2 separate regions of the Homo sapiens genome follow, and region 1 is linked to region 2. A link is an interaction called in ENCODE POLR2A ChIA-PET data of the cell type or tissue named here. Cell type or tissue: OCI-LY7. All regions are shown on one strand. Links, peaks and the distances in the headings refer to the core of each region. The heading gives the core; the rest is flanking DNA.

The links. ChIA-PET counts read pairs that join two places held together with the same protein. Peaks named below come from ENCODE experiments on the same cell type or tissue, not always from the same donor. Only the 100,000 strongest peaks of a DNase experiment are listed, where the experiment ranks them.
Region 1: POLR2A ChIA-PET joins it to region 2 with 5 read pairs; 3 of 35 experiments call an interaction of 5 or more read pairs at or near these places.

What each region holds. Positions count from the first base shown.
Region 1 is chr2:30,594,811-30,601,565 of GRCh38, reverse strand. The region is part of intron 5 of LCLAT1 (lysocardiolipin acyltransferase 1); the gene reads right to left. Among named protein-coding and RNA genes, the nearest start is that of LCLAT1, 150 kb to the right of the region's middle. In OCI-LY7, for the core only: no CTCF peak of the experiment used is centred there; no DNase peak of the experiment used is centred there.
Region 2 is chr2:30,220,102-30,226,856 of GRCh38, reverse strand. No RefSeq gene overlaps it. Among named protein-coding and RNA genes, the nearest start is that of LBH, 8.1 kb to the left of the region's middle. RefSeq lists silencers at 420-714, 3,023-3,082 and enhancers at 1,356-1,415, 2,433-2,502. In OCI-LY7, for the core only: no CTCF peak of the experiment used is centred there; a DNase peak (open chromatin) is centred at 3,096; H3K4me3 peaks cover 134 bases.

The DNA.
Region 1 (6,755 bases), core at 1,373-3,872, 380 kb before region 2:
GGCCCACATGGGATTATAACCCACAATCTTGGTCTTATTGGTCCTTAACCAAAATAAATAATACACTGAAGTGTGAAGTTAGTGTTCTGCTTCGTTGTTTTACCACTTTAATAATTATGTTCACTTACAAAGCAACTTACTTAGTGTTGAAAAATGGCCTAGAAATATTACAACAGCTCTTGGCATGTAGAAAAGTAATAACATACAGTATTCAAATTTAGAATCCCAAAATTCAGGAGCTCTTTTGCAAAACTATACAGATTATTTGAAACCCTTGTTATAAATATCACCTTGTTACTATGGGTAATAATGAACTTCACTGAGTTAAAGGAGTACGTTCTAAACCAATGCAAAGAAGCTAAGAACCATGATAAAATATTACAGGAGCTGTTAACCAGAATAACCAGTTTAGAGATGAACATAAATGATCTGATGGAGCTGAAAAGCACAACACACAAACTTCACAATGCAACCACAAGTATCAATAACTGAATAGATCAAACGGAGGAAAGGATCTCAGAGCTTGAAGACTATGTTGCTGAAATAAGACAGGCATTTAAGATTAGAGAAAAAAGAATTAAAAGAAATGAACAAAACCTCCAAGAACTATGGGATTATATAAAAAGACCAACCCTATGACTGACTAAGACACCTGAAAGAGACAGGGAGAATGGAACCAAGTTGGAAAACGTATTTCAAGATATAATCCAGGAGAACTTCCCTGACCTAGGAAGACGGGCCAACATTCAAATCTCAGGAAACCCAAGAACCCCAGTAAGATACTCCATGAGAAGTACATCATAGACCAAGACACATAATCATCAGATTCTCAAAGGTCAAAATGAAGGAAAAAATGATAAGGGCAGCCAGAAAGAGAGGCCAGGCCACCTACTAAGGGGAAGGCCATCAGATTCTCAGTGGAAACCCTACAAGCCAGAAGAGACTTGGGGTCAGTATTCAACATTCTTAAAGAAAAGAATTTCCAACCCAATTTGTTTTTATTTTTGAAGTGTTTGTTTTTCATATCTCTGTGTCTTTCACTTCAACTCTGATCTTGGCTATTTCTTGTCTTCTGCTAGCTTTGGAGTTTGTTTGCTCTTGGTTCTCTAGTTCTTTTAGTTGTGATGTTAGGATGTCAATTTGAGATCTTTCTAGCTTAATGTGAGCATTTAGTGCTATAAATTTCCCTCTTAACACTGCTTTAGCTGTGTTCAAGATTCTAGTACATTATCTCTTTGTTCTTATTGACTTCAAAGAACTTCTTGATTTCTGCCTTAATTTCATTATTTACCCAGGAGTCATTCAGGAGCAAGTTAGTTGTTCAATTTCCATGTAGTTGTATGGTTTTGAGTGAGTTTCTTTCTTTTTCTTTTCTTCTAGACCAAACTTAAGCTTCATAAGCAAAGGAGAAATAAAATCCTTTACAGACAAGCAGATGCTGAGGTAATCTGTCACAACCAGGCCTGCCTTGCAAGAACTCCTGAAGGAAGCACTAAACATGGAAGGGAAGAACCGTTACCAACCACTACAAAAACACACTGAAGTACACAGACCAATGACACTGTGAAACAACTACATTGACAAGTCTGCAAAATAACCAGCCAGCATTATGATGACAGGGTCGAATTCAAACATATTACCTTAAATGTAAATGGGTTAAATGCCCCAATTAAAAGACACAAAATGGCAAGCTAGATAAAAAGACAAGACCCATCTCACATGCAAAGACATACATAGGCTCAAAATAAAGGGATGGAGGAAAATTTACCAAGCAAATGGAAAACAGAAAAAAGCAGGGCTTGTAGTACTACTTGCTGACAAAACAGACTTTAAACCAACAAAGATCAAAAAAGACAAAGAAGGGCATTATATAATGATAAAGGGTTCAATTTAACAAGCAGAGCTAACTATCCTATATATGCACTCAATACAGGAGCACCTAGTTTCATAAAACAAGGTCTTAGAGACCTACAAAGGGACTCTCAACACAGTAATAGTGGGAGACTTTAACACCCCTGACAGATCAAGACAGAAAATTAACAAAGATATTTAGGACTTGAATTCAGCTCTAGATCAAGTGGATCTGATAGATATCTACAGAACTCTCCACCACAAAACAACAGAATATACATTCTTCTCAGCGCCACATGGCACTTGCTCTAAAATAGACCACATAATTGGAAGTAAAACACTCCTCAGCAAGTGCAAAAGTACTGAAATCATAACAGTCTCTCAGACCACAGCACAATCAAATTAATTAGAACTCAGATTAATGAAACTCAAAGGCCGGGTGCAGTGGCTCATGTCCGGAATCCCAGCACTTTAGGAGGCTGAGGTGGGCGGATCACTTGAGGTCAGGAGTTTGAGACCAGCCTGGCGAACATGGTGAAACCCCATCTCTACTAAAAATACAAAAATTAGCCTGGCATGCTGGTGCATGTCTGTATTCCCAGCTACTTGGGAGGCTGAGGCAGGAGAATAACTTGAACCGGGAGGCGGAGGTTGCAGTGAGCCGAGATCACGCCACTGCACTCTAGCCTGGACCCAGAGTGAGACTCTATCTATCTCAAACAAAAAAGAAAAGAAAAAAAAAAAGAAACTCACTCAAAATCATACAACTACATGGAAATTGAACAACTTGCTCCTGAATGACTCCTAGGTAAATAATGAAATTAAGGCAGAAATCAAGAAGTTCTTTGAAATCAATAAGAACAAAGAGATAATGTACTGGAATCTCGAACACAGCTAAAGCAGTGTTAAGAGGGAAATTTATAGCACTAAATGCCCACACTAAGCTAGAAAGATCTCAAATTGACATCCTAACATCACAACTAAAAGAACTAGAGAACCAAGAGCAAACACACTCCAAAGCTAGCAGAAGACAAGAAATAGCCAAGATCAGAGCAGAAGTGAAGGACACAGAGATATGAAAAACACTTCAAAAATAAAAACAAATCAATGAATCCACAAGCTGGTTTTTTGAAAAAGTTAATAAAATAGACTGCTAGCTAGACTAATCAAGAAGAAAAAAGAGAAGAATCAAATAGACGCAATACAAAATGATAAGGGGATATCACCACTGACCCCACTGAAATACAAACGACCATCAGAGAATACTATAAACACCTCTGCAAATAAAAAAAAAAAAAAAGAAAATCTAGAAGAAATGGATAAATTCTTGGACACATACACCCTCCCAAGACTGAACCAGGAAGAAGTTGAATGCCTGAATAGACCAATAACGAGTTCTGAAATTGAGGCAGTAATAAATAACCTACCAACCAAAAAAAGCCCAGGACCAGACAGATTTACAGCCGAATTCTACCAGAGATACAAAAAGGAGCTGGTACCATTTCTTCCAAAACTATTCCAAACAAACGAAAAGGAGGGACCCCTCCCTAACTCATTTTATGAGGTCAGTATTATCCTGATACCAAAACCTGGCAGAGATATATCAAAAAAAGAAAACTTCAGGCCAATATCCCTGATGAATATCGATGCAGAAATCCTCAATAAAATACTGGCAAACTGAAACCAGCAGCCTATCAAAAAACTTATACACCATGATCAAGTTGGCTTCATCCCTGGGATGCAAGGCTGGTTCAACATAATGCAAATCAACAAATGTAATTCATCACATAAACAGAACTAAGGACAAATAGTTATCTCAATAGATACAGAAAAGGCCTGTGATAAAATTCAACATTCCTTCATGTTCAAAACTCTCAATAAACTAGACACTGAAGGAACGTACCTCAAAATATTAATAATAGCTGTTTATGACAAACTCACAGCCAGGATTACACTGAATGGGCAAAAGCTGGAAGCATTCCCCTTGAAAAACCAGCATAAACAAGGATGCCCTCTCTCACCACTCCTATTCAGCCTAGTAATGGAAGTTCTGGCCAAGGCAATCAAGCAAGAGAAAGAAACAAAGGGTATCTACATAGGAAGAGAGGAAGCCAAATTGTCTTTGTTTGCAGATGACATGATCCTGTATCTAGAAAATCCCACTGCCTCAGCCCAAAAGCTTCTTAAGCTGATAAGCAACTTCAGCAAAGTCTCAGGATGCAAAATCAATGTGCAAAAGTCACAAGCATTCCTATACACCAACAATAGACAAGCAGAGAGCCAAATCATAAATGAATTCCCATTCACAACTGATACAAAGAGAATAAAATACCTAGGAATACAGCTAGCGAGGGAAGTAAAGGATCACTTCAAGGAGAACTACAAATCACTGCTCAAGGAAATCAGAGAGGACACAAACAAATGGAAAAACACTCCATGCTCATGGATTGGAAGAATCAATATCGTGAAATTGGCCATACTGCCCAAAGCAATTTACAGATTCAATGCTATTCCCATTAAACTGCCGTTGACATTCTTCATAGAATTAGAAAAAACTCTTTTAAAATTCATATGGAACCAACAAAAAGCCCATATAGCCAAGACAATCTTAAGCAAAAAGAACACAGCTGGAGGCATCACATTACCTGACTTCAAACTATACTACAGGGCTACAGTAACCAAAATAGCATGGTACTGTTACAAAAACAGACACATAGACCAATGGAACAGAATAGAGAACTCAGAAATAAGTCCGTGCAACTACAGCCATCTGATCTTTGACAAACCTGACAAAAACAAGCAATGGGGAAAGGATTCCCTATTTAATAAATGGTGCTGGGAGAACTGGCTAGCCATATGCAGAAAACTGAAACTGGACCCCTTCCTTACACCTTATGCAAAAATTAACTCAAGATGGATTAAAGACTTAAATGAAAAACCCAAAACTATAAAAACCCTAGAAAAAAATCTAGGCAATACCATTCAGGACATAAGCATGGGCAAAGATTTCATGATGAAGATGACAAAAGCAATTGCAACCAAAGCAAAAATTGACAAATGGGATCTGATTAAACTAAAGGGCTTCAGCACAGGAAAAGAAACTATCATCAGAGCAAACAGACATTCTACAGAAAGGGAGAAAATTTTTGCAATCTATCCATCTGACAAAGGTCTAATACTCAGAGTCAACAAGAAACTTAAACAAATTTACAAGAAAAAAAAAACAACCCCATTAAAAAAGTGGGCAAGGGACATGAACAGACTCTTCTCAAAAGAAGACATTTATATGGCTAATAAACTTATGAAAAAAAGCTCAACATCACTGATCATCAGAGAAATGCAAATCAAAACCACAATGAGATACCATCTCACACCAGTCCAAATGGCAATTATTTAAAAGTCATGAAACAACAGATGCTGGCAAGGCTGTGGAGCGAGAGGAATGCTTTTACATTGTTGGTGGGAATGTAAATTAGTTCAACCACTGTGGAAGGCAGTGTGGCGATTCCTCAAAGACCTAGAATCAGAAATGCCATTTGACCCAGCAATCCCACTACTCGGTATATACCCAATGGAACATAAATCATTCTATTATAAAGAAAGATACATGCACGCATGTATTTACTGCAGCACTAGTCACAATAGCAAAGACACAGAATCAGCCTAAATTCCCATCAATGACAGACTAAAGAAAATGTGGTACATATACACCATGGAATACTATGTTGTCATCAACAGGAGTGAGATCATGTCCTTTGCAGGGACATGGATACAGCTGGAAGCCATTATCCTCAACAAACTAACCCGGGAACAGAAAACACTACATGTTCTCACTTGTAAGTGGGAGGTGAACAACGAGAACATATGGACATAGTTAGGGGAACAACACAGAACACACACTGGGGCCTGCCGTGGGTGGGAGTGGGGGAAAGCATCAGGAAATACAGCTAATGCATGCTGGGCTTAATACTTAGGTGATGGGTTGATAGGTGCAGCAAACCACCATGGCACACATTTTCCTATGTAACAAACCTGCATACCCTGCACATGTACCCTGGAACTTAAAATAAAATTACCTTGATATAAAGAAACTTCACATTTTCAATGTACCCATTAAGTTCAGCAAAAGCTCAAAGCAGCTAGGTGCTGAAGGATACTGGTTAAGAATGAAACAGGGAGGAATGGGTGAGAAAGGCATTGCAAACCAGGGCACAGGTTCTGGTTGGGAATGGCCATAATGTGTTCAGGAGGCACTAAGAATCCAAGTTGAGCAGAATAGGAATATGGTGGAGGCATCTTGATAGCTCAATAATGCTTGGCACATAATTACACTCAAGACATTAGTGATCTGAATGAATTACTAAAGCCTAAGAGAAGAAAACGTCTGGGTCCACTATAAAAATCAAAAAGAGGGCAGACCTAAGAGACAGACGTGGAATGGGGGAAAAAAAAACCCCCACAAAGGATAGTGGTCAGGAGGGCTGCTTTAAACCAGTAATAACATATTACAGAGCAGTCCCTAGAAAGAAAAGAGGTAAGAGACTGGAGAGTTTCAGTGATAAGAAATGGGTATGAACCAGACAACACAGGGAAAACTGATTCAAGTTTCAACGAATAAAGGATACATAATAAATCTCTTATTCACAAAAAGGCTATGATTAAAATTAATGTTTAAAAAACATAAATGAGAAGGAAAAGAGGTAAAGACAAAACCAATAAAGTCAACAGGCAATTATTTCTGGAGACCAGAATAACTGAATGGGATAGGCTTTAGGCATATGATTTATTGGGAAAATATAGGTATATATTAAAATAATGCTTATTTTATACTTGAGTAAAATATTTGAGGGTTATACAGCAAGATTCAAATGTAGCATAAACTTTGTAGATGCCTTAAAAAATAT
Region 2 (6,755 bases), core at 2,012-4,511:
GGAGGGCAGGGCTGGCAGGATAAACAATTTTCTCACCCTGGGAATCTGGGAGCTTCTTAAAGATAGTCAAAGGCTTGGGGTTAAAAAAAGACAGTGAGTAGGAGAAGGGAAGTTTCTAGCCAATTTTTCGGTGAAACTCATTTGCGTACATAAGAAATCTAAAAGGCAAGAATGTGTGTGGGTTGAAGTGAGAATGAAATGAGATAATGTTATGAAAACACTTGGTAAATTGGAAAGCACTGAGCAGACGTAGGGCTTGTTTTTAAGGTATTTGAGAAAAAGAGGGGGTTTAGCAGAGCTGATTTCATCTGCTTCAGTTTTTTACTTATTGCCATCACAAACTGCCCCATTTTCCTCCTGGAGTCCCTTGACTGACATGTCTAGCTTTTAGGGAGCAGACATTAGAGGCAAGTAGCGACGCTCTGCCTGGTGGCCACTCTTGCAGTCACAGAGTCCAAGCATCTTCTCTCGCCGCCATGAGTTCCTCTGTCTTTGGTGCCTCCCAGGAAGTGTCCAGCTGGGTACTGGCCACGCAGAGAATGAATGAGGCCCGAGAATGTGAACCTCCTATCTTGGTCATCAGTGAATTAGCAGTCAACAACACAAAGCAACCCGAACCCACCAGACAAAATCCTCCAGCCTTTGACTTACTTTGCTGTAAGTTCTCAGGCAAGTGGGTTGACCTCTCTGGGTCTCAGACATAGAAAGCAATAAAAGCAGGCAATAGAAGTCTCTCTTTTAGGCCTCAGGGTCTAGTAAGGCTGAGATAAGTTGCTTCTATGAAGGGTCAAGAGAAAAGTGCTTTACGTCCTTACCATACCACTGGGGCTCTGCAGCCCACCCTAAAGCCAGTGGTCCCTCTTCCCATGTGGCAGCGCAGGAGGCGCCTTCATCTTTCAGTCCAGAATCCTCTCATTGCCCCCAAAAGAAGCCTGAGATCTGGCAGCTCATAAACTCTTGCCTTCCCACATATCAAAGAAATTCAGCCCTGGCTTTTTCTTTATTTCTATCGAGGGGCCTTTGAACCAAAGGGATTTTTCTGACAAAGAAAACTGTATGAAATCTTTAGGGTCCAGGCCCTAAAAGAAAACACTCCAACTGGAATCAGTTCAAGGCTCTCATGTCCAATTAAGGAAATACTCACATTCCTGTCCTAGCCCTGGCTGTATCTTGCTTTCTCTCTTTCCACATCCGCACAGGAATGCACTTCAACAGCCAGAAAAGAGAGGTTACTATCACCAGGATGCAGATCGTATAGCAGAGTCCTCCTTGGGGTAGCCTGATACCTTCCCTGAATTAGACAAACAGCACGGACCACAGCCCAGCATAAACTCCCTTCATACCACTCTGTCCACGTCTCCCACTATTTTACCCACAACTCTGGACCAGGGAAACTCCATCATACCTGGGGCGGCAGGGGAGGGAGGAGGATTTATGAAAAAGAGGGAAACACAACAGTTTCTTGTGAAGAAAAGCACTTTCAGTTTTCTTTTCAAGTACACAGGATGTCTGCTAGCTTCCTCCAGGGGCAGCTGTGTTGTTGCTCTTCCTTGGAGGAGCGAGCTGCGTGTTATGCACCAGACAGCAGCTCCTCCTGAACACTCTGCCAGCTCCCTAACTGTAACCTGAGCTAGCACTTGCTGGTTGGAGCCCCTGGTGTACTTCACACCCACATGGCGCCCAGCCTCAGGATCAGATAGCTGGGTCCATGTTACACCCTCCTGCCCTCTCAACAACAATTCTAACAGGCATTAGCACCCACTGTGTGCCAGACAGGTGCTGGCATTTCCAAAGAATCGGTTTAGGAGACGTTTAGTTTTCTCCTGTCTCCATAACTCCCTGTAACCATCCCAGATAACCACAGTCTGTGTGATGGTATTATGCCTGCAAGGTCACTGCACCTGTAAGACAAATTCCCTAAACTGCATTAATGATCCCCTCAAAGAATCACAAAACTAAGGCCGCGCACGGTGGCTCACGCCTGTAATCCCAGCACTTTGGGAGGCAGAGGTGGGCGGATCACCTGAGGTCAGGAGTTCGAGATCAGCCTGGCCAACATGGTGAAACCCCATCTCTACTAAAAATACAAAACTTAGCCAGGCGTGGTGTTGGGTGCCTGTAATCCCAGCTACTCTGGGAGGCTGAGGCAGGGAGAATCGCTTCAACCCGGGAGGCAGAGGTTGCAGTGAGCTGAGATCGCACCATTGCACTCCAGCCTGGGCAACGGAGCAAAACTGTCTCAAAAAAAAAAACAAAAACAAAAACAAACAAACACAAAACTAAGTAGAACGGTCACACATGCTAGCAAGTGCATTTTGCAGGTAAGTCTCCTAGCCTCTGCCCTTCCTATGCAAATTGCTACCCCTGAGTTTCTTTTTTAAAGAAGTGAGAGTCTACCTCTGGTGTTGGCAAGGTGTTGGGCACTGGGGTGTCTGGGAACCTAGTTGCCACTCCCTCTAATATCATACAATAACTGCTGCAGTAGACTCATGTGAGCATGGGTGGGGATATGATTAGTTCAGTCCCAGGCAAAGGCACTGGGAGAGGGGGGCTGACTGGCAGAAGGGAAGCTCTCAAGGGCAAGGAGTAGGTCTGTTTTGTGTCTTACTGTGTCACCACCACCAGAAGAGTGCCTGGAATCTAGCAGGCACTCAGGGAATATCTGTGGAAAGAATGGTAGCAGGAATAGCTAAAGGGAAGGGATGGCAACTGAGCTGGCCTCAAAGGATGGGGAGAAGCTAGAGAAGGGCGATCCTGCCAGCAGAACAACATCAGCAAAGGTGTAGGGGTCAGAAAGGGCCAGGTGTGTCCCAGGAACTAGGGGTGGGCAGCAGCATTATCTATTCCAGACCTTGGGAGAGGCACTCCCATGACTCCAAGTCTACATGCTGAAGGGAATAACTATTTGTGAGTAAAAGGCCTCATGCTCTGCGGAAGGGACTGTGCACACAATTTCTAGCAGAAAGAAAAGTCTGTTACTTCCATTAGCCAAATCAGTCCAGGTTCCTTCACCTCTATGTTATTCGAGTTAATATCAGCGTTTCTCTTCCAGCCAGGTGGGGCCTCAGCAGAAGTGTTAAGTAGGTCAAATTTCATGTATGTGAAATTTGTCTTTTGAGACTTCCCCTTTCTAACCCCTCTTGTTTCACACTTCCCTTCAATGCGCCCCAGGCACCCACTGAACTCAGGAAGCCCCACACTCCCTTCATAACAGCCTCCCAAGCTCCAAAACCACTCTTTGCTTTTCCACTGAAACTTCCATCCTGCAGCTCTCTAAGCCAAGGCAGCTGCCAGGCAAGAGAACTTGATCTGACAAATGAATTCACACTATTGTGAGAATGACATGCAGGCAGCACCTCAAAGGCCTCAGTTTCATGGTGGCACTGCAGACAGGGTAAGTGGGTGACAGGAAAGTCTCTGGTCCTGGAGGCAAATTGATGGTTGATGGTTGAAGCCCAGGGGGAAACCATGTCATGATGAGAGAGAGAGGGGGAACCACCTGGAAGGGCTGGGGTGGGTGCATCCAGTGGGCACAGTATGAGGTGACTTTCCTTGTCCATCACAGTCCTTCTGGAGGGATCTGATTGGAATTCTTGTCCCTAGATCTAATATGATCATAGCACTTGAGCTGTTTAACTCAGAAGAGGGGAAAAAAGATCTGGGCATACCATTTCTTTCCTTCCTCCCTTCCTTCCTTCTTTCCTTCCTCCCTCCCTTCCTTCCTTCCTTCCTTCCTTCCTTCCTTCCTTCCTTCCTTCCTTCCTTCCAAGGGACAGAGCTTTAGACTAAGGGGACCCGGGCACTCAGCATCCCTGCCCAGGGGTGTAAGTCCTGTGTGAGTCTGAGCAAAAGCCAGGACAAGTAATGACAGCAGAAAGACATTTCCACACGCTTGGTGAGGCCTCGGGGTAGCTTACATGCAGGGTTTCAGAGCCCAGTGAGCAGCCAGTGTGGCACGTTTTGGCCTCAGGCAGAGCCAGTGGCCCTACTGCCCCCAGCTACTGAAGATGGCGGGGCAACTGGCCACCACACCTCCCACCCTCACCAAGGGCCCTGGGTGGGTGAATTCAGAGGCACAGCCAGGTAGGAACCTTGGCTTGCACTCTCCTGAGTGAGTGCCTGGCTTTCTTGTGCATTCTCATCCAGGCCTCCTCTTAGAAAGGAGCACCAGAAAGACAGAAGGTGATGCATCTGAAGCTGTTTTCTGATCTTCTTCTTTAATGTCCATGATATTATTACTGCAAAAAGCTAGAATGTTCTGTGTGTTTGAGTCTTCCCAGGGGTAGGGGGGACCTTCCCCACTCCTAGCCACCTGATTATTTTATCTGGGATGGTTGCAGGTTGTACCAATAAAAGTGCTGACCCACTTGGCTTCCACTTCCACCCTAGAGAGGGCCCCTTCATACACCCTCACCAGCATTAGTCTCATTTTACTGCCTTCATCTCCAGGACCCTAAGCCTCCACAATGCTTAGTAATTTCTCTATTTAAAAAGAAGAAAGTAAATGGATTACACACCAGATATGATGCTGCAGGCATTCTTAATAAGAGAACCACCAATTCCTTTCACTTATTGGGGCTCAGTTTGTTTCTCTGTAAAATGGGCCTGATATTTCCTGCCCTCCGCTTATGGCGCAGTAAGTATTGTGCAACTGTAACAAGCACTCAGCTTCCTTGACACAAAATTGCAGTAGTAAATTATCCTCTATTGGGCCTACTTGAAGAACAGTAAAAAGAAGGGGTAGGGAAACCCAAATTGATGATTTCATTTTGTTGCTGATTAACAGGAAAACATAGCAAAGGCAGCAAAGCCCTTTCTTGGTTTCTGAAAAAGAGAGGCCAAGCCTGTTCTCTTAGCAGAGAATGATGCCAAATAGAATGGTTGATATTCCATCCCTCCCTCTTTCCAGCACATTTTGGAGTATTTGTGTGGGGTCTCACCTTGCTGACATCTTGGCTACACGCACACAGCTGTGGGATTCGTGTGGCCTAATGGGGAGGTCATACTAGTCCTCTTTGGACTAGAATGTATGGTGCCCCACCTTCGCAGCCTGCCTTCTGTACACAGGGAAGCGGGCATTTCCTTCAGCATTTTACAGCTATTTCTTCAACAGGAACATTAAGAAACACCTGGGTATCAAGTGCCAGCAAGTTGCCCAGCTCTTCTTTTGTTCTTGAGACCTCCACATGTCCACACAAGCACATTCACTTACATGCCAGGGGCATCTCCTCAGTTGAACAAGTGCTCTGTTTTCTGGGTCTACGCTAGGGAAATAACACTGACCTCAATCCAAACAGAAGCAGAAACTTCTCATCGAATTCACATTGTTTTACCACCTTTTGTTTGTGTTTGGGTATTTCTAACAAGCAGCAACGAACACTTCCCAATGACTTCGGGGAAACAGGTGTGACTCCAATATGTCATTCCTTCCTTCCACAGAGCAGTGACCCATATGGTGGGGAGCGCGAGCAGGAATCACAGTGACAGGACCTGCACCAGGGGTGAGCATCTTATAGTAAGGAGGGAGGGGTCCTCATGGGGTTGCTGCAGTAGCCCATGAGGGAGGTGGTGTATGCAAAGATGGAGCTTCAAAACTTAGTAACTGTTCGGATATAGGAGCAGAAGGGAAAGGAACTTGGGAGAGGCTTGGAGATCTTGAGCTTGGGTGGCTGGAAAACTGGCATCATCCGCTGGAAGAACAGAGTCAAGAGGGGGCTGTTTGGGGAGAAGAGGGTCATGTCCCTTTTCCATGTGATGAACGGCCACTGAGTAGCAGCTGTGGCCAGCGGTGCTGTCAGACCATCCACGCTGGTTGTTTCTCTAGCTCTTGGGTCCACGGTGGCTCAGGTGTTTGTTCCAAAGGTCATAGGCCAGGCAAGTCTTTGTGCTTGGGTGCTTGGCCTCTGCTGCAGATTAGGTTCTTCAGAAGCAGATGCCAAGACAGGTTTTGGGAGCAACACCTGTGCAAAGAAGAAGGAAGAAGCGGGCTTGGGTAGAAAAAGAAGTCTAACTGAAATGCAGGCTCAACAAATGTTGGCCAATTCTGTGAGGAGCTTTGGAGCTAATATTACCTGTTCAGAGTGATCTGCACAGGGACAAAGTGCCTGGGCCTTTATTCCCCTGCTGCACCCAATCCACAGCATGGGCTATCTTGGGAGGGCATGATCTTGGGGGAGGCAGCTTTCTGCAGCTGTGGCAGACTTTGAAGGAACAAACAGCTGGAGGCAGGCTGCTGGTTCCATACCCGCAGCTGGGCAGAAGGCCCTCCGTAGAAGGCGGATCTGGGTGGTACATTTCATGTCTTCCACAGACCCCAACGCTTCCAGCCCTGCTTCATTGCCTCTCTTCAGCTTGCCATGCACTGAAGAGCTCTGCAGCCATGAGAATCCTCAGGAAAAGGACAGATCCGATGCTAGCTCGTCTGCTCCACTTCGCAGGCGACAGAACTAAGGCCCACAGAGAGGAGTTGGCTTTCTGAGGTTCCCACTGTCAGTGACTGGTGAACCCAGGACCAGCACTTAGTCCCTCTTTCTCCTCAGCCTCTGCTCGACTGGAGACTATTCTGTGGCTAGAGGTCTCAGTGGGAAGACCATGGGCCTGGCCTGTGCATGGGCTATGTGCTGTGCCTCTGTCTTCAATGACGGCAGCTTTGCTGGAAACCCTAGGGACTCCCCTCCCAAAGCAAAGAGCAAAGCTGGCACAAGACCTGGGGAGAAGCCCGAATTCAGATTCCCAGAGAGGCAGGGCCCCTCGGA